Regions from separate parts of the Homo sapiens genome. Here region 2 is linked to region 1. Evidence: read pairs that join two places in POLR2A ChIA-PET (ENCODE). Cell type or tissue: GM12878. All regions are shown on one strand. Each heading gives the region's core, and the rest is flanking DNA. Links, peaks and the distances in the headings are about the cores only.

Evidence for each region. ChIA-PET counts read pairs that join two places held together with the same protein. Peaks named below come from ENCODE experiments on the same cell type or tissue, not always from the same donor. Only the 100,000 strongest peaks of a DNase experiment are listed, where the experiment ranks them.
Region 2: POLR2A ChIA-PET joins it to region 1 with 8 read pairs; 1 of 35 experiments calls an interaction of 5 or more read pairs at or near these places.

Annotation. Positions count from the first base shown.
Region 1 is chr6:70,578,438-70,595,786 of GRCh38, reverse strand. SDHAF4 (succinate dehydrogenase complex assembly factor 4) reads right to left here. Exons shown (of 3, transcript NM_145267.3): 2 at 16,221-16,373; 3 at 6,218-7,172. The coding sequence ends at 7,063. Among named protein-coding and RNA genes, the nearest start is that of SDHAF4, 20 kb to the right of the region's middle. In GM12878, for the core only: no CTCF peak of the experiment used is centred there; a DNase peak (open chromatin) is centred at 9,447; H3K27ac peaks cover 731 bases.
Region 2 is chr6:70,711,005-70,722,134 of GRCh38, reverse strand. All of the region lies in intron 1 of SMAP1 (small ArfGAP 1), which reads right to left. Among named protein-coding and RNA genes, the nearest start is that of SMAP1, 49 kb to the right of the region's middle. RefSeq lists an enhancer at 8,888-8,937. In GM12878, for the core only: no CTCF peak of the experiment used is centred there; a DNase peak (open chromatin) is centred at 9,004; H3K4me3 peaks cover 395 bases.

The DNA of each region.
Region 1 (17,349 bases), core at 7,448-11,447:
TCAGCTCACTGCAACCTCCGCCTCCCGGGTTCAAGCGATTCTCCTGCATCAGCCTCCCGAGTATGTGGGATTACGGGCGTGCGCCACCGCGCCCAGCTATTTGTCTCAAACTCCTGACCTCAGGTGATCCACCTGCCTCAGCCTCCCAAAGTGCTGGGATTACAGGCATGAGCCACCAAGTCCAGCCTAACATACTATTTTTTGAATGTTAACTTAGTAAAAAACTTTACTAACTTGGGCAGTTGGAGGTTGACTGAATTATAGAATATTTCTAAAGAAATGTAGTTATTACTTTGTAGCACACATAGTAATTGCAACTAGAAGAATGAATGTTGACTGAGAGAGAAAACTGATATAAGGACCAAATGACTAGTCCTAATTACACACTAGTTAATTTGTTTCTGGGATAATAATTCTTATTCTCTTAAATGAGTCTCCGTACAATCTTCTCAAGTAATATTGCACTTGTAATTCATATCACACAGTTATCAGCCTACTGGATTCTGTCTTCTATAGGTTTTGCAAAACCTTTCTTCCTAAGTAATTCAAGAGTAGCCTGGGAGCTGAAGGCCCAACCTCTGAGAGTGAGTGAGGCCAGAGGAGATGCAGCAAAGGATACCTTAGGGGAGCCCAGCAGTTCCTGTCCTTCCATTATTCCAGATCTGTACACTGGACTTGACTTTTCCTGACCCACTTATCAAAATGCCACAGGGTACGAGGTTTTGAGTCATCAAAACTGACTGAGCTAGTCCATTTTATCCTGTTTTTCTCATATTTACCCTCTATACCTACTGTCTTAGTCCATTTTCTGTTGCTTATAAAAGAATAGCTGAAACTAGGTAATTTATTAAAAAATGATTTTTTTTTTTTTTCTGAGATGGAGTTTCACTCTTTTCACCCAGGCTGGAGTGCAATGGTGTGATCTAGGCTCACTGCAACCTCCGCCTCCCGGGTTCAAGTGATTCTCCTGCTTCAGCCTCCCGAGTAGCTGGGATTACAGGTGTGCACCACCACATCTGGCTAATTTTGTATTTTTCATAGAGATGGGGTTCCACCATGTTGTTCAGGCTGGTCTTGAACTTCTGGCCTCAGGTGATATACCCGCCTTGGCCTCCCAAAGTGCTGGGATTATGGGCGTGAGCCATTGCACCCGGCTGAAAAATGGTATTTATTTCTTATGGTTCTGGAGGCTGGGAAGTCCAAGTTCAAGGATGACATGTGGGCCAAGTTCATGGGGTCTCGCTGGTGGAGACTAGACTCTCTATAGAGTCCTGAGGCATCACAGGGTATGAAAAGGTGAGGTGGCCAAATGTGCTAGCTCAGGTGTTTCTACTCTTATAAAGCCACTAATGCCTCACCCTTATGACCTCATTACATCCTAATTACCTCCCAGAGATCCTACCTGTCAAATAGCATAGTTGGATTTCCCATCTCATTAATACTGTTACAATGGGGATAAAGTTTAACACGAGTTTTGGAGGAGACAAACATTCAAACTATAGCATTCTGGCACTGGCACTGGCCTTCCAAAACTAATGTCCTTATCACATACAAATACATTTATTCTATCTTCATAGCCCCAAGGTCTTAACTTATTCCAGCAACAACTCAAAAGTCCAAAGTCTTATCTGTGATCCTGCGAAAACAATTTATCTACTTCCAAGATACAACGGTAGGACAGGCATAGGATACACATTTCCATTCCAAAAGGGAAAAATAGGAGAGCAAAATGGAGTAATCGGCCCCTAACAAGTCAGAAACCCAGCAGGGAAGACATTAAATCTTGAAGCTCAGCCAGGCGCAGTGTCTCACACCTGTAATTCCAGCACTTTGGGAGGCTGAGGTGGGAGGATCCCTTGAGGTCAGGAGTTCAAGACCAGCCTGGCCAACATGGTGAAACCCTGTCTCTATTAAAAATACAAAAAAAATTAGCCAGGCACGGTGGAAGGTGCCTGTAATTCCAGCTACTCAGGAGGCTGAGGCAGGAGAATCACTTGAACCCAGGAGCAGAGGTTGCAGTGAGCCAGGATCATGCCACTGCATTCCAGCCAGAGTGACAGAATGAAGAATGAGACTCCATCACACACACACACAAAAAAAAACCCTTGAAGCTGGAAAATAATCTCTTTTGACTCCATGCTGGCATCCTGTGAACACTGAGGTAGGGAGTGGGTCTCCAAAACATTGGGCAATCTCATGCCTATGGCTTTGCTTGCTGTAGTCCACATGGCTACTCTCACAGGTTGGAGTCAGGTGCCTGCAGCTTTTCCAGGCTGGTGTTGCATACTGGTAGCTCTACAGTTCTGAGGTCCCAGGGTGGTCCTGCCCCTGCGGCTCCAGAGTGCACTGCTCTGTTGGGAACTTTCTGCAGCAGCTCTGGTCCCACATTTCCACTCAGCATTGCCCTAGCAGAGGGGTTCTCTGCAGTGGTTGTGCCCTTGCAGTAAGTCTCTGCGTGGGCCCACAAGCTGTCTGATACATCCTTTGAAATCTAGGTGGAAGCTGCTATGCCTCACAGCTCTTGCTGTGTGCCTGCAGAATAAGCAGCATGTGCAGGTCGCCAAGGCTCACTGCTTGTGCCCTCTGGAGTGGGGGCATGAGCAGCATCTGAGACCACTTGCATCACTGGACAGTGCTGCCAAGATTTACAACTTGGACCTTTTGGAGTGGCAGGTCGAGCCACACTGGGGACCACCTGAGCTAGAGCTGCTTGAGCAGCCAGAATGCCCAGGAGTAGAGGTCCAAGGCAGCCCGGGGCAGCAAGCCCTTAGAGAGTGCCCTGGGCCTGTCCCTTTAAACCATTCTGCCATTTTAGGCCTCTGGGCCTGTGATGGGAGGGGCAGCTTCAAAGATTTCTGAAATGCCTTTGGGATCTTTCTCCCATTGTCCTGATGAATCTCTGGCTCCTTTCTAGCCATATTAATCTCTTTAGCAAACAGTGCCTTGGTCATACGCTTGGTTTCCTCTGCTGAAAAAACTCTTTCATTCTCTACCACATGTCTAGGCTTAGAATTTCCCAAATCTTTCTGCTTTGCTTCCCTTTTGATTATGATTTCTGTCTTTAAGTAACTTATTCCTTTTTGCAGTTCAATGTAAGTGGTTAAAAGTAGCCATGCAATAGCCTAAATGCTTTGCTGCTTAGATATTTCTTCCGTCAAATATTCTAATTCATCATTCTTAAGTTCAGCATTCCTTGGAATTGGTAGCTGGGAGTAGGGTGTTGCTATAAAACACCCAGCCTTGGGCCTGGACACAATCCAGCCAAATTCTTTGCCACTTTCTAAGAAAGGCTTTTACTCCAGTTTCCAACACTTTGATCTTCAGTTCCATCTGAAACCTCATCAGAATGGCCTTTACTGTCCATATTTCTATCAGCATTCTGGTCACGACCACTTAAGTAATCTCTAGGAAGTTCTAAACTTTCCCTAGTCTTCTTGTCTTCTAATCCCTAATCAGAATCTAGGCTTTTTCCACCCTGCTCCTCCAAACTCTTCCAATCTTTGCCCATTATCCAGTTCCCATGCGGCTTCCACATTTTCAGGTAACTTTATACCAACACCTCACTCCCAGTGCCAGTTTTCTTAGCCCAAGTTGCTATAACTAAATACCTGATACTGGGTAATTTTGAAAGAAAAGACGTTTATTTCTTATGGTTTTGGAGGCTAGAAAGTCCAAGGTCAAGGGGCACATCTGGCCAGGGCCTTGAAGCTAGTGAAAGCTCTCTGCAGAGTCCTGAGGCAGCGCAGGGCATCACATGGCAAGTTGGCTGAGTGGGCTCAGATGCTAACATGCCAGCTTAAGTCTCTCTTCCTCTTCTCATAAAGCACCAGCTCCACTTCCATGATAACCCATTTGTCCATTAACCCATAAATGAATTAATCTTCATGAGGGCTCTGCCCTCGTAAAGGCCAATCACCTCTTAAAGGTCCCACCTCTCACTACTGAGACATTGGGGATTAAGTTTCAACATAAGTTTTGGAGGCGACAAATTTTCCAACCATAGCACCTCTGTGAATTTTATGTTCCACAAACTAATGTATATACTTCAGTTCACTCATGTAAATAATCACTATTTTCAACTAATGACATTTTAAATGTTGTACTCATATAAAACAATTTCAAGTATTTCAAATTTCATTTTTAAAAATCTTTCCTCCCACTGGCCGGGCGCGGTGGCTCACACCTGGCCCAGCACTTTGGGAGGCTGAGGCGGGCAGATCACGAGATCAGGAGATCGAGACTATCCTGGCTAACACGATGAAACCCCGTCTCTACAAAAATACAAAAATTAGCTGGGCGTGGTGGCGAGTGCCTGTAGTCCCAGCTACTCGGGAGGGTGAGGCAGGAGAATCGCTTGAACCAGGGAGTCAGAGGTTGCAGTGAGTGGAGATTGTGCCACTGTAGTCCAGCCTGGGGACAGAGCAAAAAAAAAAAAAAAAAAAAAAAAAAAAATCTTTCCTCTCACAACGCCTAGAGACTTGGAAAAATACATTCATAATTTAAAGAGAGTTAACACTTACTGAGAAGTATGTACTATACTACACACTGCTCTAAGTGGCTAACATGTTGTGTTGGCTAATTTTATGTGTCAACTTGAGTAGGCCACAGGGTACCAGTTTAAACATTGTTTCTGGATGTGTCTGTAGGGGTGTTTCTGAATGAGATTAGCATTGGAACTGGTGAACTCAGTAGACTGTCCTTCCCAATGTATTCGGGCATTATCTAATACACTGAAGGCCTGAATAGGACAAAAGGTAGAGGGAAGAATTCACTCCTTTTTTCTTGCCTCACTGCTTGAGCTAGGACATCTCTTCTCATCTTCTTTGCCCTCAGACTGGATTTATATCATAATTCCCCTGCTTCTCAGGCCTTTGGACTCAGACTGATTCACACCACTGGCTTTTTTGGGTCTTCAGGTGTTCAGCTTGCAGATGGCATTATCATGGGACTTCTCAGCCTCTAGAACTGCATGAACCAATTCCACATAATCTCTCTCTCTCCTATTGAAGAGCCCTGACTAATACATGTTATTTATTCATTTAATCTTCTCAACTTCCCTGTGAAGTGAAAGTGAGACAGGAATAATATAGGGTGATCACAGAAGAGCAGAAAATTCCAGGCAGCAGTTTTACATGATTAGCAAAAAGGAAATTGTTGAAATGGCTGCATAACCTAGGGGCTGATAAGATCCTGAAAAACCAGGGTGTGAGTCAAGTTGGCTAAGACTGACTGGACCCAGCATGGCACTGGATATGACCTAGGTTTCACCTAGGACCTCATTATATGCTCATTAACATACTAAAGCACACACAGACAGTGCCATGACTATTCTGGGAACACCTGTATTTGGTGTAAAAGTTGGTGGCACCACAATTCCAAGAAATCTTCACCTTTTTCCAGGAATCTTCATGAATATTCCACCTCTTGGTTATAGAAACCCATAAAGGTAGAAGCCCTAAACTCCACTGAGTCACTCTCTCTTGAGTATGCCCACACTCCCCTTTCTTGAATGTGTGCTTTTCTTTTCTTTGCTTTTTATTTTTTTTTTTGAGACAGGGTCTTGCTCTGTCACCCAGGCTGGAGTGCAGTGGCACAATCTTGGCTCACTACAACCTCTGCCTCCCCGGTTCAAGTGATTCTCCTGCCTCAGCCTCCCAAGTAGCTGGGATTACAGGCCTGCACCACCACGCCCAGCTAGTTTTTGTATTTTTAGTAGAGACGGGGTTTTGCCATGTTGGCCAGGCTGGTCTCGAACTCCTGACCTCAAGTGATTGACCCGCCTTGGTCTCTCAAAGTGCTGGGATTACAGGCATCGAATATGTACTTTTTACTTTGCAATAAATCTCAGTACTTTCCCTATTTTCTGACTTGTCTTTGAATTTCTTCTCATGATGGTATCAAGAGCCTGGACATCAGCTGGAATTAAGGTCCCACCAGTGTTTGGGGACCTCCTGCAGCCCACCAGTATCAAAAGTATTATTATCTCCAACTTACACATAAGGATATTGAAGCACAGAGAAGTTAAATAAGTTATCCAAGGTCACATAGGTAGTAAGAAGTAGAGTCAGAATTTGAACCCAAGTGATTGGGTAATTAATTAAGTCACTGGCTCCAAGTTAAAGATTTTCTGTTATTATTGTGGCCTTCTCAAACTATAATGTATTATTTAACTCACATGTTAAAAGCCACTATCCCCTAGCACGCAGCAACACAATCATTTTTTAAAAATTATTTTATTTATGTATGCATTTTATAAGCAACTGATTAATTTAAACTGAAAAATGATGAAGTAAAGGCCTACAGCTCTAAGAATCATTTCTAGGCTGGGCGTGGTGGCTCACACCTGCAATCCCAGCACTTTGGGAGGCTGAGGCAGGTGGATCAACTGAGGTCAGGAGTTCGAGACCAGCCTGGCTAACATGGTGAAACCTTGTCTTTACTAAAAATACAAAAATTAGCCAGGCGCAATGGTGGGTGTCTGTAATCCCAGCTACTCAGGAGGCTGAGGCAGGAGAATTGCTTGAACCTGGCGGGGCGGAAGTTGCAGTGAGTTGGGATAGTGCCACTCCACTCCAGCCTGGGTGAGAGAGAGAGACTCTGTCTCAAAAAAACAAGAATCATTTCTATACTCATTAAATTAATATATGTTAATGAAAAAATATTTTCCCTTTCCTATCTTTTTTTTTGAGACGGAGTTTCGCTCTTGTTGCCCAGGCTGGAGTGCAATGGCGCGACCTCAGCTCACCGCAACCTCCACCTCCTGGGTTTAAGCCATTCTCCTGCCTCAGCCTCCAGAGTAGTTGGGATTACAGGTGCATGCCACCACGCCTGGCTAATTTTGTATTTTTAGTAAAGGCGAGATTTCTCCATATTGGTCAGGCTGGTCTCCCTTTCCTAATTTACAGCAGCATATTTTCTTCCAAAGCCATCATATATATATATATTTAAACACATTATACAAACTACACGACATAAAGGATATAAAGAAAGAAAATAATCAGAAATAAGTTAATTCAGATGTACATATTCAGAAAACAATATTGAAGTTAAAGAATATGCGACTTAAAAATCAATACAGCGTCCTTTTCGTTCCCAATCTCCATATCGGGTAGGTTCTGGGCCCCTGGGTCCACCTTTTTCTTTGGTCACTGGATTAACATCATCTGGAAATTCTAAGGAAAACGAGATATAAATAAAGCAGTTAATGGAGGCAGGAAAGGCCTTATAGTCAATTTAATTCAATTAATTTATTTATTTATTATTTTTTGAGACAGAGTCTCCCTCTGTTGCCCAGGCTGGATTGCAGTGGCGTGATCTGGGCTCACTGCAACCTCTGCCTTCTGGGTTCAAGTGATTTTCCTGCCTCAGCCTCCTGAGTAGCTGGGATTACACGCACATGCCACCACGCCCAACTAATTTTTGTATTTTTAGTAGAGAAGGGGTTTCACCATGTTGGCCAGGATGGCTCAAACTCCTGACCTCAAGTGTTCTGCCTGCCTCGGCCTCCCAAAGTGCTGGGATTACAGGCGTGAGCCGCCGAGACCAGCCTATGGTCAATTTTAAAGACAGCGTTGCTGATAGGCTAGATCTTACCAACCTGGTTACCATGCAGTCTTTAAAAGAACTGTAAATGTGATTCTTTTTCCTGAGTTTGAGAAGAGAATACAGAGTACAAATTCATAAGACTTGAAAGGTCTTGAAATAAGATTACTTTGAAGGAGTCACTTTGACTTAATGCCACAGTTTTCTGACCAGTAAAATGGAGAGAACAATCATACTTCTCTCACTGTGTTGTTAATTAAACAAGGTAATACATGTAAAGGGTTTAGCGTGGTGCCAGGTACATAGGAATGTCAATTAATCTTAGCTAGAGAATTACTGTTCCTCATCATAGGGTTTTGGCTTCAGCAACTGGTTGGCTGGTACTGCCATTTATAATCATAATAGTAATTATTATTCTTAGTACTATGTGTTCATAGTAGGAATCCCCATCACAAGCCAGGCTCAATTCTCAGCACTTTATGTATGCTAATCCATTTACTCTTCCTAACAATCCTATGGGACAAGAACAATTATTGTTCCAACTTTATAGATGAAGAAAATGAGCCACAAAGGGTTAAGAAAGTTGCTCCGTATCACATAGCTTCTAAGTGATAAAACTGAGTTCAAATTCAGACATCCTGGCTGCAGTCTTGTTCTCAGCCCATACACTGCACTGCTCTGTATATGGAAAAAACAGGAGAGGAACCAACTATTAGACAGAGCGCTAATTCTTTGTTTTGTTTTGTTTTTTAAGATGGAGCCTAGCTCTGTTGCCCTGCTGGAGTAGTGGAGTGGCGTGATCTCAGCTCACTGCAGCCTCAGCCTCCTGGGTTCAAGCAATTCTCCTGCCTCAGCCTCCCAAGTAGCTGGGACTACAGGCGCACACCACTATGTGCCTGGCTAATAATTGTACTTTTAGTAGAGATGGGGTTTCACTATGTTGGCCAGGCTGGTCTCAAACTCCTGACCCCAAATGATCCACCCACCTTGGCCTCCCAAAGTGCTGGGATTACAGGCGTGAGCCACTGCACCTGACCCCTAATTCTTGTGTGTGTGTGTGTGTGTGTGTGTGTGTGATGGAGTTTCACTCTTATTGCCCAGGCTGGAGTGCAATGGCATGATCTCGGCTCACTGCAACCTCCGCCTCCAGGGTTCAAGTGATTCTCCTGCCTCAGCCTCTCGAGTAGCTGGGATTACAGGTGTGCACCACCATGCCCAGCTAATTTTTTGTATTTTTAGTAGAGATGGGGGTTTTACTTTGTTGACCAGGCTGGTCTTGAACTCCTGACCTCAGGTGATCCACCCGCCTCAGCCTCCCAAAGTGCTGGGGTTACAGGCGTGAGCCACTGTGCCCGGCCGCCTGGCCCCTAATTCTTAAACTGTATCTATTTATTTATTGTGGCCACTCTCCCAATACTTCCCATTCCTTCCCACATTTACATTATCTTCAGCAATTATCAGTAATTTAGTATATTTTTAAAATTTACTTGGATTATTGTCTGTCTCTCCCACTAAAATGTTAAGCTTCATTATGGTATAATTTTTTTGTGTGTTTTATCCATTGCTGTTTCAGTGTTTGGCTCACAGAGGATACTTAATACGTATCATATGAATGAATGAAGAGATTTATTCTCATCCTCATGGCCATCCTGTGGGCAGACAGTTTCATTCATTTATTCCACTATTACTCTGCCAGGCCCTATGCTATGTAAAGGTGGGGTGAGGGACACAGTAGTGACCATGCAATAGAAGGCCCCTTCCCTCACAGGGCTCACAGAGTACTGAAGTAGGCCAAAAAAAAAAAAAAAAAAAAAAAGGCAAACAAATACATACAAGAATAACAAACTCTGGCAAGGCTTGAAAGGGAAAGTGCAAAGTGCCCTATCATCTCAGTTTCTTCTCATAAGCGCATTCTAAGGCAGGTGTTAGGAGGAAACTGAAACCCAGAGAGTAGAAGCCTCTGAGAGCTCCAGTTCAAACCCAGATTTGCTTTATCCAAACCCCATGGTTACTTAGGTCTCTCTTACATTCAATCCCTAGAGAAGTCAGTTATACTCCTGAGACACAGACCAAAAGGCAACTAGACTTTTGGGGGCATGGGTGTCACATTCCCTCAAGGTGGGTATTCTCTGCTGAGGTCATCATCGTAGCTACTTACAGATGTTAAAACCTGTTCTACTGAGGAAGCACATTGCTTGGACTCTGGGAGAAGGTGTAGGGGCCAAGGAAAAACATCCTCCTTGCCCTCTAAAGGTTTGCCAAAAATCAACTGACAAAAGACAGATTAACAGAAGAAAAGGCATACGGCTTTTATTTTATCCTGCATAGCACGGGGAAACTGCAGGAGAATGATTACCCAAACTATATCTCTTTAGAAAACTAAATGATCTTCACCAAAATCATAAAGCCCCTCAGGCAAAAGAAAAAGGATACAGAATTTACCGTGAAAATTTTTCAAATATTCATTCTTTTATTCTTGTTATATTGTGAATAAACTCTCCCCCATACTCATCAGCATTCTGTTTTCAAAATAATTCCATGCTTTACTGCAATGCAAGTTGGCTTTTTCCTACTCCACGAATTCCCTTGAAGGCCTCTCTAACGGAAGTTCTTCTTTCTCACATATCTCTGTGGCTCACTGGATGTCTTAGCTTGAGCTGCCATAACAAAATACCATAGACTAGGTGGAGTAAACAGCAGAAACTTATTTTCTTACAGCTCTGGAGGCTGGTAGGCTGAAATCAGGGTGGTAGCATGGTTGGTTCTCATGAGGGCTTTCTTCCTGGCTTACAGATGGTCGCTTCTTGCTGTGTCCTCACATGGCAGAGAAAGAGAGACAGCAAGCTCTCTGGTATCTCTTCTTATAAGGGCATTATTCCCACCATGAGGAGATTCCCATCAGCTTTATTAAAGTATTGTCTGCTTATAATAAAATTCACCCATTTTAAGTACGCAGTTCAGTGAGTTTTAACAAATGTTGACAGTCATGTAAATAACACAAAGTGTAAAACAGTTCCATCTCTTAAAGAGTTACCTTACTCTCATGATCTAAACCTAATTATCTCCCAAAGGCCCCATCTCCAAATACCATCACCTGGGGGGTTAGAGCTCCAACAGATGAATTTTGGGGGAACATAATTCAGTCCACAGCACTGGGGAAGAAAGAACAGGTCAAGATGTCCCTGCTCCTCACTGCTATTTCCAGCCTCTCATTCTAATGCCACACCTCTATAGCCTTTCCTTTTTGGAATTCTATACCATTTACTTATCCAGTGCTTTTCTCTAGTCTTATAATAAACTCCAAGATTCTTCTGTCTTCTTGCATGGGATCAATATCTGGTTCATAGTTTCATCTCTCTCTCCCCATCATCCCTAATATCAACATCCACATTAGTAAATCATCACACATCGAGGCCACAAAGGTCACCAATCTCTTTCCTGATGACTTTCGTATCTACTTCTGCTGTCCACTGGACTTTATTATTTTTTGAGTATGTTCCTCCTCCAAATCCCACACTCTTTTGAGCACTCTTCTTTCTGACCACACCCTCGTATCTTTCCATGTCTCTTCTTCCTCACATTTGTTAACCTAATTTTTGCCCTTATAATAGCCTGCAGTTTTCTGAAACTTTTTGTTCTCACCATTACCACCCTGGTTCCTGCTCTCAGTGTCCCATTTTAGAACTAATACAACAGAATCCCTCTTCCACATTATACTATGTGAAAGGAACCAGACACCAAAGACTACATACTGTAGAGTTTCATTTATATAAAATCCTAGAAAAAGCAAAACTACAGTGATAGAGAACAGATCAATGGTTGCTGGGAGGAGGTGGGGAGAGGATGAACTGCCTTGTACCTCTTTAGGGGACAGAACTATTTTACACTTTGTGTGGTTTCCATGGCTGTAAACATTTGTTAAAACTCACTAGCCAGGCGTGGTGGCTCATGCCTGTAACCCCAGCACTGTGGGAGGCCGAGGCGAGCGGATCACGAGGTCAGCAGTTCGAGACCAGCCTGGCTAACATGGTGAAACCCCATCTCTACTAAAAATACAAAAATTAACCGGGTGTGGTGGCAGGTGCCTGTAATCCCAGGGAGGCTGAGGAAGGAGACTCGCTTGAACCCGAGGCAGAGGTTGCAGTGAGCCGAGATCATACCACTGCAAGCCAGCCTGGGCAACAGAGCAAGACTCCGTCTCAAACAACAACAACAACAACAACAACAACAACCTCACTCAACTGTATATTTAACATGGGTGAATTTTATCATATGCAGACTATATTTAATAAAGCTAATTAAAACAACCTCTATCCAAATACATTTCCTCACTGCTCACTGCATAAAGCCCTTACACTGTAACCTGGGATTTCAGGCCCTCCCAGATTTGAGCTGAACCTGTGTGTCTAGCTTTATATTCAATTAATCCAAGCCTGTCTAACCCACAGTCCACGGGCTGCATGTGGCCCAGGATGGCTTTGAATGTGGCCCAACACAAATTCATAAACTTTCTTAAAACATTGAGTTTTTTTGTGTGATTTTTGTTTTGTTTTGTTTTTGTTTTTGTTTAGCTCATCAGCTGTTGTTAGTGTATTTTATGTGTGGCCTAAGACAATTCTTCCTCCAATGTGACCCAGGGAAGCCAAGAGATTGGACAACCCTGTATTAATCAAATATATATATAATTTATGCTGAAGCCAAAGAGGCCCATTAGCTGTGTCTTGTAAGTGTTAATGTTCTGCAGCCTCTTTCTCTTTGACCATAGCTTTCTCCAGGTATTTTGAAATGTCTCCTCACCACACCTTATCTACTTATAAAAATTTTACTTTTCCGGCCAGGCATGGTGGCTCACACCTGTAACCTCAGCACTTTGGAAGGCCAAGGCAGGTGGATCACCTGAGGTCAGGAGTTCGAGACCAGCCTGACCAACATGGTGAAACCCCGTTTCTACTAAAAATACAAAAATTAGCCAGGTGTGGTGCCAGACGCCTGTAATCCCAGCTACTCAGGAGGCTGAGGCAGGAGAATCGCTTGAACCCGGGAGGCGGAGGTTGCGGTGAGCTGAAATTGCGCCATTGTCCTCCAGCCTGGGTGACAGAGCGAGACTCCAACTCAAAAAAACAAAAAATTATTTTTCCTTAGACCCCAGCTCAAACGTTATCTCTTTTGTCGACTTTCCTCTGATCTTTTTGTGTATCTCTCATGCTAGTTACCACATGATGTCCTGTTCATCGTTATTTACATTATCTCATCTTCCTTTCTTATTCATCTTTATGTCAAGCAGGGTGCCTAGCTACAAACATTTTCCTTTATGATCTTAATAATGAAATCTACTCTTTTCAAGGAGACAACCTACACAGTTTTCTTAGAATAAAGTACATACTAGAGGCAGGGAGACAAGACTAGAAGGAAGGAAACGAGGAAGCAGAGAGGCTTGTTAGGTGACCAGTGGAGCTAGAGACAGCTTGAATTTGGGCCCTACTGGTAGGATGAGTAAGAGGGAATAAATTTGAGAGATGTTAAAAGGGTAGAAGCAACAGGACTTGGTTAGTGATCAGTCACAGGAGACAGGAAGAGGCAGGAGTGAAAGATTATCCCCAGATTTCGGGCTTGGGTGACTTGGTAGATGGGGTGGACTGGAAATCCCGAAGGAAGAGGAGGATATGAGATCAGGCAGGTGGGAGGGCCGAAGGTGAGTTGGAACAATGGGTACACGATGACTTTAGTTTTAGAAATATTAATTTTGAGACTTCTGGAATGTGCAAAGAAAGATACTCAGGAGGCAAATGGAGACAGGAGAGTGATGCTCAGGAACGAGGTCTGATTAGAGGTATAAATGTATGAATCACCAACACATAGGTGATATTTAAAATCATTTTAAGCCGGGCGTGGTGGCTCATGCCTGTAATCTCAGCATTTTGGGAGGCTGAGGTGGGAAGATCGTTTGAGCCCAGGAGTTCAAGACCAGCCTGGGCAACATACTGAGCTCTATCTCTTAAAGAAACAAATAGAAAAATTAGCCAGGTGTGGTGGTGCGTGCCTGTAGCCCCAGTTACAGGAGAGGCTGAGTAGGGAACCCCAGGAGGTTGAGGGTGCAGTGAGCTGTGATGGCGCCACTGCACTTCAGCCTGGGTGACAGAGTGAGACTCTGCCTCAATCAATCAAATAAATCTAATCATTTTAGGGAAATATGAAATCTCCCTTGGAATACTTAGGGGGCTAAGAACAGAGGCCTGGCAAATACCCACATTTAGGTGTTGGGCGGAGGCAGAGGAGCTCAAAAAGGAGCCCAGGAAGAAACTGGTGAAGAAATAGGGTGAGAAACTAAAGAAAGCATGCCAGGAATGGTGGCTCATACTTGTAATCCCAGCACTTTGGGAGGCCGAGGCAGAAGGACTGCTTGAGCCCAGGAGTTGAGGCCAGCCTGGGTAACATGGCAAGACCTCATCTCTACAAAAAAATTTTTTAAATTAGGTGAGCATGGTGGTATGTGCCTGTGGTCTCACTTACTCAGGAGACTGAGGCAGGAGGACAGTTTGAGCTGGGAAGGTTAAGGCTGCAGTGAGCCATGTGTTCATGCCACTGCACTTTAGCCTGGGCAACAGAGCAAGACCCTGTCTCAACAAAACAAAACAAAACAACACACACACACATACATACACACACAAAAATGAAACTAATGAAAGCATAATGGAAATCAAGGCAGGAGATTTCCAGAAGCAATAGTTAACACTGTCAAAGGTTGTGGATTGTTCAAATAAAACAAGGATTGAAGAGTACCTGCTGTATTTGGTGATGTTTGTCAGAAATTTCTAAGGGATGGTAGGTTCAACATAAACTTGAGTGATACAAGACTTACGTTGAATGCCTACCATTATGTCAAATAGATGATTAGCTTTTGAAAAGTGCAGGTTTTTGCTTTCTTTTTTTTTTACTGTGGTAAAATATATATAACATAATATTTCTCATTTAACCATTTGTAAGTGTACAATTTGGTAGTATTAAATACATTCACTGCCAGACACAGTGGCTCACGCCTGTAATCCCAGCACTTTGGGAGGCCGAGGGGGGTTGGTCACTTGAGGTCAGGAGTTCAAGACCAGCCTGGCCAACATGGTGAAACCCCCATCTCTACTAAAAATACAACAATGAGCCAGTGTGGTGGTGTGCCTGTAATCCCAGCTACTCGGGAGGCTGAGACAGGAGTATTACATGAACCTGGGAGGCGGAGGTTGCAGTGAGCCGAGAGTGTGCCACTGCACTCCAGCCTAGGTGAAAGAGTGAGACTCCATTTCAAAAACAAAAACAACAACAAAAATATATTCACAAGGTTGTACAACCATCACCACTATCTATACCTAAAACATTTTCATCATCCCCACAATGAACTCTGTACCCACTAAACAATGACTTCTCCCTTAGTCCCCGGAGTCCCTGATAGCCTCTATTCTACTTTCTGTCTCTATGAATTTGCCTATTCTAGGTACCTTATATAAGTGGAATCATATATTTGCCCTTCTGGGTCCAGCTTATTTCACTAAACATAATGTTTTCAAGGTCCATCCATGTTGTAGCATATATTAAAATTTAATTGCTTTTTATGACTGAATAGTTTTCCACCGGATGTATATGCCACATTTTGTTTAATGATTCATTTGTTTGTGAACATTGGGTTGTTTCCACCTTTTGGCTACTGTTAATAATACTATGAACATAGTTACAGAGATATCTGTTCAAGTCCCTGCTTTCAATTCCTTTAGATACACACCTAAGAGTGGAACTGCTGGGTCAAACGGTAGTTCTAAGTTTGATTTTTTGAGGAACGGCCATACTGTTTTCCACAGTGGCTGCAACATTTTACATTCCCAGCAGAAATGCCTGAGGGTTTCAATTTCTCCACATCCTTCCCAACACTTGTTATTTTCCATTTTTTTCTATTATAGCCATCCTAGTGGGTATGAAGTAGTATCTCATAGTTTTGATTTGCATTTCCCTAATGATAATGATGCTGATGCTGAGCATCTTTTCATGTGTTTGTTGGCCATTTGTACATTTGTATACCTTCTCTGGAGAAATGTCTACTCAAATACTTTGCTATTTTTTATTTTTATTTTTTGTAGATTACTGGAGTTCTACACACACACACACATACATATAATATACACATATATTTGTTATTTATTTATCATACCTCATTATTCATATAGCAAAATATATAAGTTAAGACTCAAGTGCTTTGCTATTTTTGACTTTTCGTTGAGTTATTGGAGTCCTTTATATATAATATGTGTACATTACATATATAAAGTGGTTATATTTATTATACCTCATTATTCACATAAGATCTTTGATACAAATAACATAACCTTCTTTGATACAAATAACATCATTTATTTGTAACAAAGAAGGTCTCAACTTATATATTTTGTTATGTGAATAATGAGGTATAACAAATAAAACAAACACAATCAAATACCTGTCAGAATCTTGAAAATCTTTTTTATTAAGAAATCTACATGTATCGATGGTCAATATGGTGATTTTACTCATTGTTGAAATATGCTTTATTACTACAGAATTTAAGCAATAACAAATTTCTTTCCTTTCACTCATTTTCTCAATAACTAAAACACTTTCCTTGATACTTCAAAAACTGAGAGGTGCTTTATTATACTTACTTTCCAGTGGTTCTTTCTCTAAATGGGAATCCTCTGGTGCATCAAAACGACCTTCTGGTAACTTCGGCTTCTTAAGGGACTGTTTGACAAGTTCAGACTTTCCTCCTTGAGAAGAACTTGTTTTCCTCAGAGAATGACACAGAAGGGGTGATCCTAGAAGAGTGGAGATAATAGAAAAATAGGAGCTGTTCATTTATTCCACTTTAAACATTTATAAAATTTTATTTATTTGTTTTTAGTTTATACATTCACATTTCTCAAAGTTCAAAAAGTACAAAAGGACGCAGAGTGAAAATTCTTCCTTCCTCTCCAGCCATTTCCCTTCCTGGAAGACCACCAGTTTGAAAAGAAGGGCTATGAAATAAATTAGTTAATTGTTATCAATATTGCAGAAACTTATATTAAAACATTAATTCCTATCTGAAGCAATGCCAAAAAACCAGGAGTTCAAATATTAAGAGTAACTTAGTAGTACAAACTTTTCAATGACAATATTTAGTATTCAAATCTCTAAAAGTCAGAAGTGGCTACATTTAAATCCTAATCAAGGTCCTCTTTTCCTGTCAACTAATTTAAGAATACATCAAGTTGGGCATGGTGGCATGCACCCGTAGTCTCAGTTATGCAGGAGGCTGAAGAGGGAGGATTCCTTGAGCCCAGGAGCTCAATTCTAGTCTGGGTAACATAGTGAGACCATGTCTCTAAAAAAAGATTGTTTTATGGGGAAAGAAGTCCCTATTTGATAAATGGTGCTGGGATAGTTGGCAGCTATGTGCAGAACAATGAAACTGGACCCCTATTTGTCACCACATACAAAAATTAACTCGAGATGGATTAAAGATTTAAATGTAAGACCTCAAACTGTAAGAATCCTAGAAGAAAACCTCGGAAACACTCTTCTGGACATTGGTCTTGGGAAATAATTTATGACTAAGTCCTCAAAAGCAACTGCAACAACAACAACAACAACAAATTGACAAATGGGACTTAATTAAACTAAAAAGCTTTTGTAGAGCAAAAGAAACGCTCAACAGAGTAAACATACAACCTACAGGATGGGAGAAAATATTTGCAAACTACACATCTGAGAAAAGTCTCATATCCAGAATCTATAAGGAACTTAAACAAC
Region 2 (11,130 bases), core at 6,573-10,572, 130 kb before region 1:
CTTCATTAGTACTTGTAGAGCTTGACAAATTTGTTGTCCCTGACATTATTGTGACAATTGATGAAATGTAAGTTCTATAGATATCAATGATAATTTCCTGATTTTAATAAACGTACTGTGATCATGTAAAGTCTTTGTTATTAGGAGATGATATGCTTTGGCTGAGTCCTCATCCAAATCTCAACTTGAATTGTGTCTCCCAGAATTCCCATGTGTTGTGGGAGGGATCCGGGGCAAGGTAATTGAATCATGGGGGCCGGTCTTTCCCATGCTATTTTCGTTATAGTTAATAAGTCTCACGAAATCTGACGGGTTTATCAGGGGTTCCCACTTTTGCTTCTTCCTCATTTTCTTTTGCTGCTGCCATGTAAGAAGTGCCTTTCACTTCCGACCATGATTCCGTGATTCTGAGGCCTCCCCAGCCATGTGGAACTGTAAGTCCAATTAAACCACTTTTTCTTCCCAGGCTCAGTTATGTCTTTATCAGCAGCATGAAAACAGATTAATACAGTAAATTGGTACCAGGAGAGTGGGGCGTTACTGAAAAGATACCCAAAAATGTGGAAGCAACTTTGGAAATGGGGAACAGACAGAGGATGGGACAGTTTGGAAGGCTCAGAAGACAAGAAAATGTGGGAAAGTTTGGAACCTCCTAGAGACTTGTTGAATGGCTTTGCCCAAAATGCTGATAGCGATATAGACAATAAGGTCCAGGCTGTAGTGGTCTCAGATGGAGATGAGGAACTTGTTGGGAACTGGAGTAAGGTGACTCTTGTTATGTTTTAGCATAGAGATTGGCAGCATTTTGCCCCTGCCCTAGAGGTTTGTGGAACTTTGAACTTGAGAAAGACAATTTAGGGTATCTGGCGGAAAAAATTTCTAAGCAGCAAAGCATTCAAGAGGTGATTTGGGTTGTGTTAAAGGCATTCAGTTTTATAAGGGAAGCAGAGCATAAAAGTTTGGAAAAAACTTTGCAGCCTGACTATGCGATAGAAAAGAAAAACCCATTTTCTAGGGAGAAATTCAAGCCGGCTGCAGAAATTTGCATAAGTAGCAAGGAGCCTAATTTGCATAAGTAGCAAGAAGCCTACAAATCATTTTCATAGAACAAGTCCTTTTCTCTCTAACCCCAAACTTTTCTTGCTAATTTCACCTACTACTGTTAAGAGTTCATAAGATATCAAGATATTAATCCCCGTGACCATGGGGAAAATGTCTCCAGGCCATGTCAGAGACCTTCACAGCAGCCCCTCCCATCACAGGTGCGGAGGCCCAGGAGGAAAAAGTGGTTTCATGGGCCGGGCCCAGGGTCCCCATGCTGTGTGCAGCCTAGGGACTTGGTGCCCTGTGTCCCAGCCTCTCCGCTCCAGCCATGGCTGAAAGGAGCCAATGGCTTCAGAGGGTGGAAGCCCCAAACCTTGGCAGCTTCCATGTGGTGTTAAGCCTGCAGGGAAACAGATGTCAAGAACTGAGGTTTGGAAACCTCCTCCTAGATTTTAGAAGATGTATGGAAACGCCTGGATGCCCAGGCACAAGTTTGCTGCAGGGGCAGGGTCCTCATGGAGAACCTCTGCTAGGGCATTGTGGTAGGGAAATGTGGGGTCAGAGCCCCCACACAGAGTCCCTACTGGGGCACCACCTAGTGGAGCTGTGAGAAGAGGGCCACCATCCTCCAGATCCCAGAATGGTAGATCCACTAACAGCCTGCACTATGTGCCCAGAAAAGCCACAGATGCTAAACACCAGCCCATGAAAGCAGCCGGGAAGGAGGCTGTACCCTGCAAAACCACAGGGGCAGAGCCGCCCAAGACCATGGGAACCCACCTCTTGAATCAGCATAACCTCGATGCAAGACCTGCACTCATGGAGATCATTTTGGAGGCTTAAAATTTGACTGCTCTGCTGGATTTTGGACTTGCATGGGCCCTGTAACCCCTTTGTTTTGGCCAATTTCTCCCATCTGGAATGGCTATATTTACCCAATACCTGTACCCCCATTGTATCTGGGAAGTAACTACCTTGCTTTTGATTTTATTTTACATGCTCATAGGCAAAAGGGACTTGCCTTGTCTCAGATGAGAATTTGGACTGTGGACTTTTTGGTTAATGCTGAAATGAGTTACAACTCTGGGGGACTGTTGGGAAGGCATGATTAGTCTTGAAATGTGAGGACATACAATTTGGGAGTGACCAGGGGCAGAATGATATGGTTTGGCTGCATCCCCATCTAAATCTCAACTTGAATTGTATCTGCCAGAATTCCCACATGTTGTAGGAGGGACCCAGAGCAAGATAATTGAACCATGGGGGCTAGTCTTTCCCACGCTATTCTCATTATAGTTAATAAGTCTCATGAGATCTGATGGGTTTATGAGGGGTTTCCACTTTTGCTTCTTCCTCATTTTCTCTTGCTGCCACCATGTAAGAAGTGCCTTTTGCCTCCCACCATGATTCTAAGGCCTCCCCGACCATATGAACTGTAAGTCCAGTTAAACCTCTTTTTCTTCCCAGTCTCGGGTACGTCTTTAACAGCAGCGTGAAAACCGACTGATACAGGAGACAAACGCTGAAATATTCAGGGATATAGGAGCATTTTGGCTATAAGTTCAGGGGGGAAATGGGTGTGTTTGTACACATATATAAAGGACAAAGAGAATAAGTGTGGTAAAATGTTACCATTTGAATCTGGATGGGAGATTCAAGGGTGGATGAGAGAACTGTATTAATAATTTCCTTCATTTCATTCTTGCTTCCATTTGTAAAAATGAATAAAAAATGAAAATACTTGTGTATAACCATTCAATGACAATAATAATAAAAAGAATTTTTTAAAAAAGTATCCCTGTATCCACACTATGAAGATCAGTTTCTTCATTTGAAAATACAAATACCACCATCTACTACATTCAGGTAACTGCTATGAATACCAAACGACAAAGTACATATAATGAAAGCACTCTATAACTACAAATCATTTTTCATAGAACAAGTACTTTTCTCTGTATCCCATACTTTTCCTTGCTAATTTCACCTGCTACTGTTAAAGAGTCCATAAGATATCAAACCTTTAACTCCAAAAATCTACATTTCTTTAGTCATGCAATTCCACTGATTATATATGTTATAAAATAGTTTTTAAATGTTTTTATAATAATCTTTTTAAGGTGAAATCACACATTAAAAATACACATTAATTATTAGATACTTGTCAAGATGAGAAAAACAAGAAAGGACTTTTTAAAATAAGAAAATGTGGCATATCTCTAGTCTTCATCCCTTCTCCAAGCAACACTTTTTTTTTTTTTTTTTTTTTTTGAGATGGAGTCTTACACTGTCACCCAGGCTGGAGTGAAGTGGTACAATCTCAGCTCACTGCAACCTCTACTTCCCGGTTCAAGGGATTTTCCTGCCTCAGCCTCCCAAGTAGCTGGGATTACAGGTGCCCGCCACCACGCCCAGCTAATTGTTTGTATTTTTAGCAGAGACGGGATTGGATCATGTTGGCCAGGCTGGTCTCCAACTCCTGACCTTGTGATTCACCCGCCTTGGCCTCCCATAGTGCTGGGATTATAGGTATGAGCCACCATGCTCAGCCCCAAGCATCGCATTCTTATAACCAACTTGGATAATGCCAATTAAATATGTCCAAGATGGAATTCATTTTTCCTTTCAGCCCTTCCCTCTCTCTTCCTCCCTCCAACATTGCTTTTTCACATTCCCCCAACTTAGTTGGTGATGTAAGGGGAGAAATAAAAATGTCATTCTTGCTCCTCTCTTTCTTTCATTATCCTTAACCATTTAATCAAGCAAACATCTTGATTATTTTATCTTCTCTTTTCAAATTCATGACTTTACCCTCATCCCAGCTGGACCTCTGCCCCAGTTCAGGATCTCATTAGCTACAATGTCCTCCTGGTTCCAAACACTGCTTCTCAGATTCATTAACCCATTAGATAAAATTTAATTTAATATGCATACGTACACATGTGTGCATGCCTGGTTGCCAGTAAACAATAAAATTTTTTAAGTCGGAAGGGGAAAAAAAAACACCAAAAAAATTGGAAGGGGAGCTTGTGGAGCTTGTGGGGAGGATGGAATATTAATAAAATAGTCATTTTATTTTAGTCATTGCTTCTATAACAATCTGCTCTGTGAAAACCGGCAAGTGATAATTCATCTAACTTTTTCCTTTCCCAATGAACAACACTAAAATAGATATATAAGATAAACTTCCTGAAATTCAATATATTATTTTCTCATCATCAAGTATTTAATCTTCTAAGAGAATATACCCAGGAAAAAGGAGAACCAATTCTTAAAGATGCCATGCTAGTAAAATGTAATGTTTTTAAAAACACTCCTGGTTCTATTTGAATGGCATAACCAGAAACAAAACCACCTAAAAATGTGATCTGAAAATGTGTTAGCAGTGACATCAGCAAGATGATGGAAAAGGAAGCCCGTAGCTTTACTTCCTCCCACAGAAGTACTGAATAAACATGTATACACAGATCAATTTCCTCTGAGAGAAAGCCAGAAACTGGCCGACAGTCTCCTATACATGGGGCAACTGAGAAAACATCCACATCCAAACAGGTAGAAAAAGTTTAGACACACTTGCACACAAACCCCTCCCTGTGCACTGTGCCAAACAATCAAGAAGGAATCCCCAATACCCAGCTTCTAACTAAGGAGTGAAGGGTTGGACCGTGCGTGTAAGTGACCCAACTTTTGCAGTTCTCTTAGAGGATTTGGCTCCTAAATCACCTAGCCCTAAGAGCAAGAGTGTCTTGGTATTCGTGAGTTTTCCTGAACTGTGGACAACAAAGAGACAGTGCAGCCTAAATAAGTGTGCAGGCATCTGCCACAGATCCTCTCTCCAGCTTAGTGTGGAATGAATGAGAGATAAGCTCTGGCTCTCAGCTTCTCCCTAAAGATAGAATGAACTGCAACACACTTCTAACACACCAATCTTCCCACCTGCATCTCAAGAAACTAGCTTCTAATTCATCTGGCAGAACTTGGCACACCCTAATTACTGGAGACCACTAAGAAAGAACAAAGAGTGTAGTTTGGACAAACAAAAAGATTTTAGAGGTACCTAGAAACTCTGGCTGGCCTAACTGGTAAGAATCATCTCCTACACAACACCAGTCTCACAAGACTAGTAGAGGCAGTAGTCTTATCTAATGCACAGAAGCCAAACCAAGAGTGAGGGCAATAAAGAAACAGAGAAATATGTTCCAGATAAAAGAACCAGGTAAATTTTCAGAAACTGACCCTAAGGAAATGATGATATGCAATTTACCCAACAAGGAATTTTAAAAAATGGTCATAAAGATGATCACTGAGCTCAACAGAGCAATGCATAAACAAACTGAGAACTCAACAAAGTGACAGAACATATTTTGAAAGCACCAAACAGAAATTATACAAATGAAAAATATAATAACTGAACCAAAAAGTCAAAAGATGGGTCCAGTAACAGACTAGATCAAGCAGAAGAAAAGATCAGTGAACTCCAAGACAGGTCACTGGAAATCATCCAATCTGAAAAGCAAAAATAACAAAGAATGAAAAAGAGTAAAGACAGCTTAAGGCAGGAGCCTCCAACCCCCAAGCCACAGACCAATACAGATACTGGTCTGTGGCCTATTAGGAACAAGACCACACAGCAGGAGGTGAGTGGTGGGCAAGTGAGCAAAGCTGAGCTCCACCACCCCTCAGATAGGCAGTGGCATCAGATTCTCATAAAAGCACAAACTCTGTTGTGAACTGCACATGCAAGGGATCCAGGGCACATGCTCCTTATGAGAATCTAATGCCTGTCACTGTCTCCCATCACCCCCAGATGGGACCATATAGCTGCAGGAAAACAAGCTCAGGGCTCCCACTGATTTTACATTATGGTGAGTATATAATAATAATAGAAATAAAGTGCACAATACATGCATGTTTACAGCAGCACAATTCCCAATTGCAAAAATGTGGATCAAATGCCCATCAACAAGTAGATAACTGTGGTATGTATCTGTATGATGGAATACAACTAAGCCATAGAAAGGAATGAATTAATGGCATTCTCAGCAACCTGGATGGGATTGGAGACCATTTTTCTAAGTGAAGTAATTCAGGAATGGAAAACCAAACATCATTATGTTCTCACTCATAAGTGGGAGCTAAGCTATAAAGATTCAAAGGCTTAAGAATGATACAATGGACTTTGGGGACTGGGGGAAAAGGGTGGAAAGCGGGTGAGGGATAAAATACTACAAATTGGGTTTAGTGCTCGAGTGATGACAGCACACCAAAATCTTACAAATCACCACTAAAGAACTTACTCATGTAACCAAATACCACTTGTTCCCCCAAAACCTATGGAAATAAAAAATAAAATAAAATAGAAATAAAGTGCACAATAAATGTAATGCACTTGAATCATCCCAAAACCCTCCACCTCTCCCACCTACCCTACTCCACCATCCCAAGTCCATGGAAAAACTGTCTTCCACAAGACCAGTCGCTGGTGCCAAAAAAGTTGGGGACTGCTGACTTAAGGGACTTAAGTGAAGCCATCACAATATAGGCATTATCAGAGTTGCAGAAGAGAGAAAGAAAGGGACTAAAAACACATTCAAAGACATAATGGCTGAAAACTTCCCATGCCTGGGAAAGAAAATACAAATCCAGATTCAGGTAGCCCAAATGATACCAAATAGGATTAATCCAAAGAAACCCACACAGGCTAGGTGCAGTGGCTCATGCCCATAATCCCAACACTTTGGGAGGCCAAGACAGGTGGACTGAGCCCAGGAGTTTGAGACCAGCCTGGGCAACATGGAAAAACTCTGTCTCCACACAAAATACAAAATTAGCCAGGCATGCTGGCAAGTGCTTGTGGTCCCAGAAACTAGGGGTACTGAGGCAGGAGGTCCTGAGCCTAGGGAGGTCAAGGCTACAGTGAGCCATGATCACACCACTGCACTCCAGCCTGGGCAACACTATAAGACCATGTCTCCAAAAAAAAAAAAGGAAAAAAAAAAAAAAAGAAACCCACACAGAGACAATACATTATCATCAAATTGTCAAAAATTAAAGACAGAGAGGATTTTGAAAGCAGCAAGAAAGAAGCAACTTGCTAAGTACAGGGGACTCTCTATTTCTTATTAGATTTTTCAGCAGAAACCTTGCAGGCTGAAGGGAATAGAATTATATATGCAAAGTGCAGAAAGAAAAAAAAATTGTCAGCCAAGAATACTATACCCAGCAATCCTGTCCTTTAAAGCTGAAGGGGAGATAAAGGTGTTCTCAAACCAATAAAAGCCAAGGTACTTTATCCACTATTCCTGCCTTGCAAGCATGCTAAAGGTAGTTATTCAAGTTGAAATGAAAAGATGCAAAACAACAACATAATGTTTTTTTTGTTTTTTATACCAAAAAAAGTACAAAACTTGTTAGTAAAGTTAAATATACGGGCAAAATAAAAAGAATATTTTATTACTATAACAGTGGTGTGAAGTTAATTATAATCCCAGTACAAAACCTAAAAGATAAAAGTACTAAAAACAACTCTAACGAAATTATCTTAAATACATAATACAATAGATCTAAATTGTAACTCAATAACATATAATTTGAGGGTAAGAAAGGTAAAAATGAGTGCTCCTGCATGGAAAAGAAGTTAAGCTGTTATCAGCTTAACACAGATAATTACAAGATATTTTATATAAGCCTTCTGGTAACTACAAAAAAAACACCTATAGAAGTTACACAAAGAATCACAGCATTACAAAAAGCAACAAGACGACAATAGGAGAGAAAAAGGAGGACAAAACAACTACAAAACAAACAGAAAACAGTTAACAAAACAGCAACGGTAAATCTTTCCTTGTCAATAATTACTTTAAATGTAAATGGACTAAACTCTCCAATAAAAAGATAAAGCAGCTAAATGAATTTAAAAAAAAAAGATCCAACTATACATTGTCTACAAGAAACTAACTTTAGATTCAAGGACACACATACGTGGAAAGTGAAGGAATAGAAAAGAATAGTCCATGCAAATGGTACCCAAAAGAGTGGCCATATTTGCATCGAAGTACACTGTAAGTCAAAAACTGTCTCTAGAGACAAAAAAAGGTCATTACACAATGACAAAAGGATCAATTCAACAAGAAGATATAACAATTGTAAACAAATACACACCCAACATCAGAGCACCCAAGTATATAAAGCAAATACTGACAGAACTGAAAGAAGAAACTGATAGCAATACAGTAATAGTAGGTGACTTCAGTACCCCATTTTCAACAATAGATAGGACATCCAGACAAAAAAATTAATAAAGAAACGGGGCTTGAACAACACTACACACCAAATAAACTTGACAAGCCTATACAGAACGTTCTACTCAACAGAAGAATATACATTCTTTTCAAGTGTACATAAAATATTTTCCAGGACAGATCACATTAGGTCACAAAACAAGTCTAAACAAATTTAAGAAGTTCAAAATAATATCATCAAATACCTTGTCCAACAACAATGGAATTGAACTAGATAACAAGAAGAACATGGAAAATTCACAAATACTAAATAACGCACTATTGAACAACCACTAGGTCAAACAGTAAGTCAAAAGAGAATTTTTTAAATATCTCAGGATAAACAAAAACAAAAAGAGAACAAACCAAAACTTACGTGATACAGCAAAAGCAGTAATAAGAGGAAATTTTGTAGTGATAAATGTCTGCATTAAAAAAAATCTCAAAATAAACAACCTAACTATACACCTCAAGGAGCTAGAATAAGAACAGACTTAACCCAAAGTTAGCAGAAGAAAGAAAGTAAAAAAACACAGATAAATCAAATAAAGCATAGAAAAACCACAGGAAAAAAAATCAACAAAACTAAGAGTTGGTTGTTGAGAAAATAAAACTGACAAACTCCCAGGTAGTCTAAGAGAAAGAGAGAGAAGACTAAAAATCAGAAATGAAAGAGGAAGCATTACAAAGGATGTCTCTGAAATATAAAAAAATCACAGGATGGGTGCAGTGGCTCACACCTGTAATTCCAGCACTTTGGGAGGCCGAGGTGGGTGGATCATTTGAGGTCAGGAGTTCAAGACCAGCCTGACCAACATGGTGAAACCCCATCTCTACTAAAAATACAAAAAATGAGCCAGGTGTGGTGGCACATGCCTGTAATCTCAGCTACTCAGGAGGCTGAGGAAAGAATCACTTGAACCCGGAAGGCAGAGGTTGCAGTGAACCATGATTGTGCCACTGCACTCCAGCCTAGGTGACAGAGTGAGATTCTGTCTCAAAAAAAAAAAAAAGAAAAGAAAAAAAGAAAAAAGAAAAGAAAAGAAAAGCAATAAAAAAAAATAAGGAACTACTTATAAACAACTAGGTGCCAATAAATTGAATAACCTAAAGGAAACAGATAAATTCCTAGGAACATAAAACCTATCAAGACTGAATCAAGAAGAAACAGAATTTCCTCAACAGTCAAATTACAAATAGAGATGAAAGAAGTAATCAATAACCTCTCAACAAAGAAAAATCCAGGACCAGATGGCTTCACAGCTAAATTCTACCAAACACTCAAAGAAGAATTAACACCAATCCTTCTTGAAGTTTTCCAAAAAATAAGTAGAGGGAGTATTTCCAAACTCATAGTATGAAGCCAGTATCACCCTCAGGGTAGTACCAAAGCTGGACAAAGATGCCACAAGGAAAGAAAGCTGTAAGCCAATATCTCTGATGAGCACACATTCAAAAATCTTCAGTAAAATACCAGCAAACCAAATTCAACAACACATTAAAAAGATAATACACTTTGACCAAGTGGGATTTTCCTCTGGGATATAAGGTTGGCTTAACATACACAAATCAATCAAGGTGATTACCCCTCATTAACAGAATGAATGATACAAGCCACATGATCATCTCAATAAATGAACAAAAAAGCATTTGACAAAAGTTCCACATCTTTTCATAATAAAAACTTTCGACAGAATAAGTATAGAAGGAAACTTCCTCAACATAATAAAGGCCATTTATGAAAAACTCAAAGCAAACATAATAATCTGTGGGGGAGAAACTGAAAGCTTTTCTTCCAAGATCTGGTACAAGGAAAGGATATCTATTCTCACCACTTCTATTGAACACAGAATTGGAAATATTAGCAAGAGCAATCCTACAAAAGACATAAACAGCATCCAAATCAGAAAGGAAAAGGTAAAATTATCCTCATTTGCAGATGACGTAATCCTTTATGTAGAAAATACTAATGACTCCATTAAAAATATATACATATTAGGCCAGGTGCGGGTCCCAGCATTTTGAGAGGACGAGGCAGGTGGATCACCTGAGGTCAGGAGTTCGAGACCAGCCTGGCCAACATAGTGAAACCCCATCTCTACTAAAAACACAAAAATTAGCCGGGCATGGTGGCAGGCGCCTGTAATCCCAGATACTCAGGAGGCTAAGGCAGAAGAATCGCTTGAACCTGGGAGGCGGAGGTCACAGTGAGCAGAGATCGCGCCAATGCACTCCAGCCTGGGTGACAAGAGTGAAACTCTGTCTCAAAAAAGAAAAAAAAAAAAAAGAGCTAATAAATTAATTCAGTAAAGTAAAACACAAAATCAACATACAAAAATCAGCTGCATTTATTTATACCAATAGTGATCGATCTGAAAGAGAAAACACAACAAAAGGAATAAAATACAGTCAGGCTCTGCATAATGACCTTTCAATCAATGACAGACCACATTTACAGTAACAGTTCCATGAGATTATTATGGAAATAAAAAATTCCTATTGCCTAGAGACATTGTAATTATTGTGACATCGTAGCACAACAAATTACTAACATGTCTGTGATAATGCTGGTGTAAATAAACCTATTGCACTGCCAGCTGAATAAAAGTATAGCACACACAATTATGTACTTGATAATAAATGACTATGGTACTGGTTTATGTATTTACTATACTTTTTACTGTTATTTTAGAATGTACTCCTTCTACTTATTAAAAAAAGTTAACTGTAAAATAGCCTCAGGTAGGCCCTTCAGGAGGTATTCCAGAAGACAGCATTATTATTATAGGAAATGACAGCTCCATGT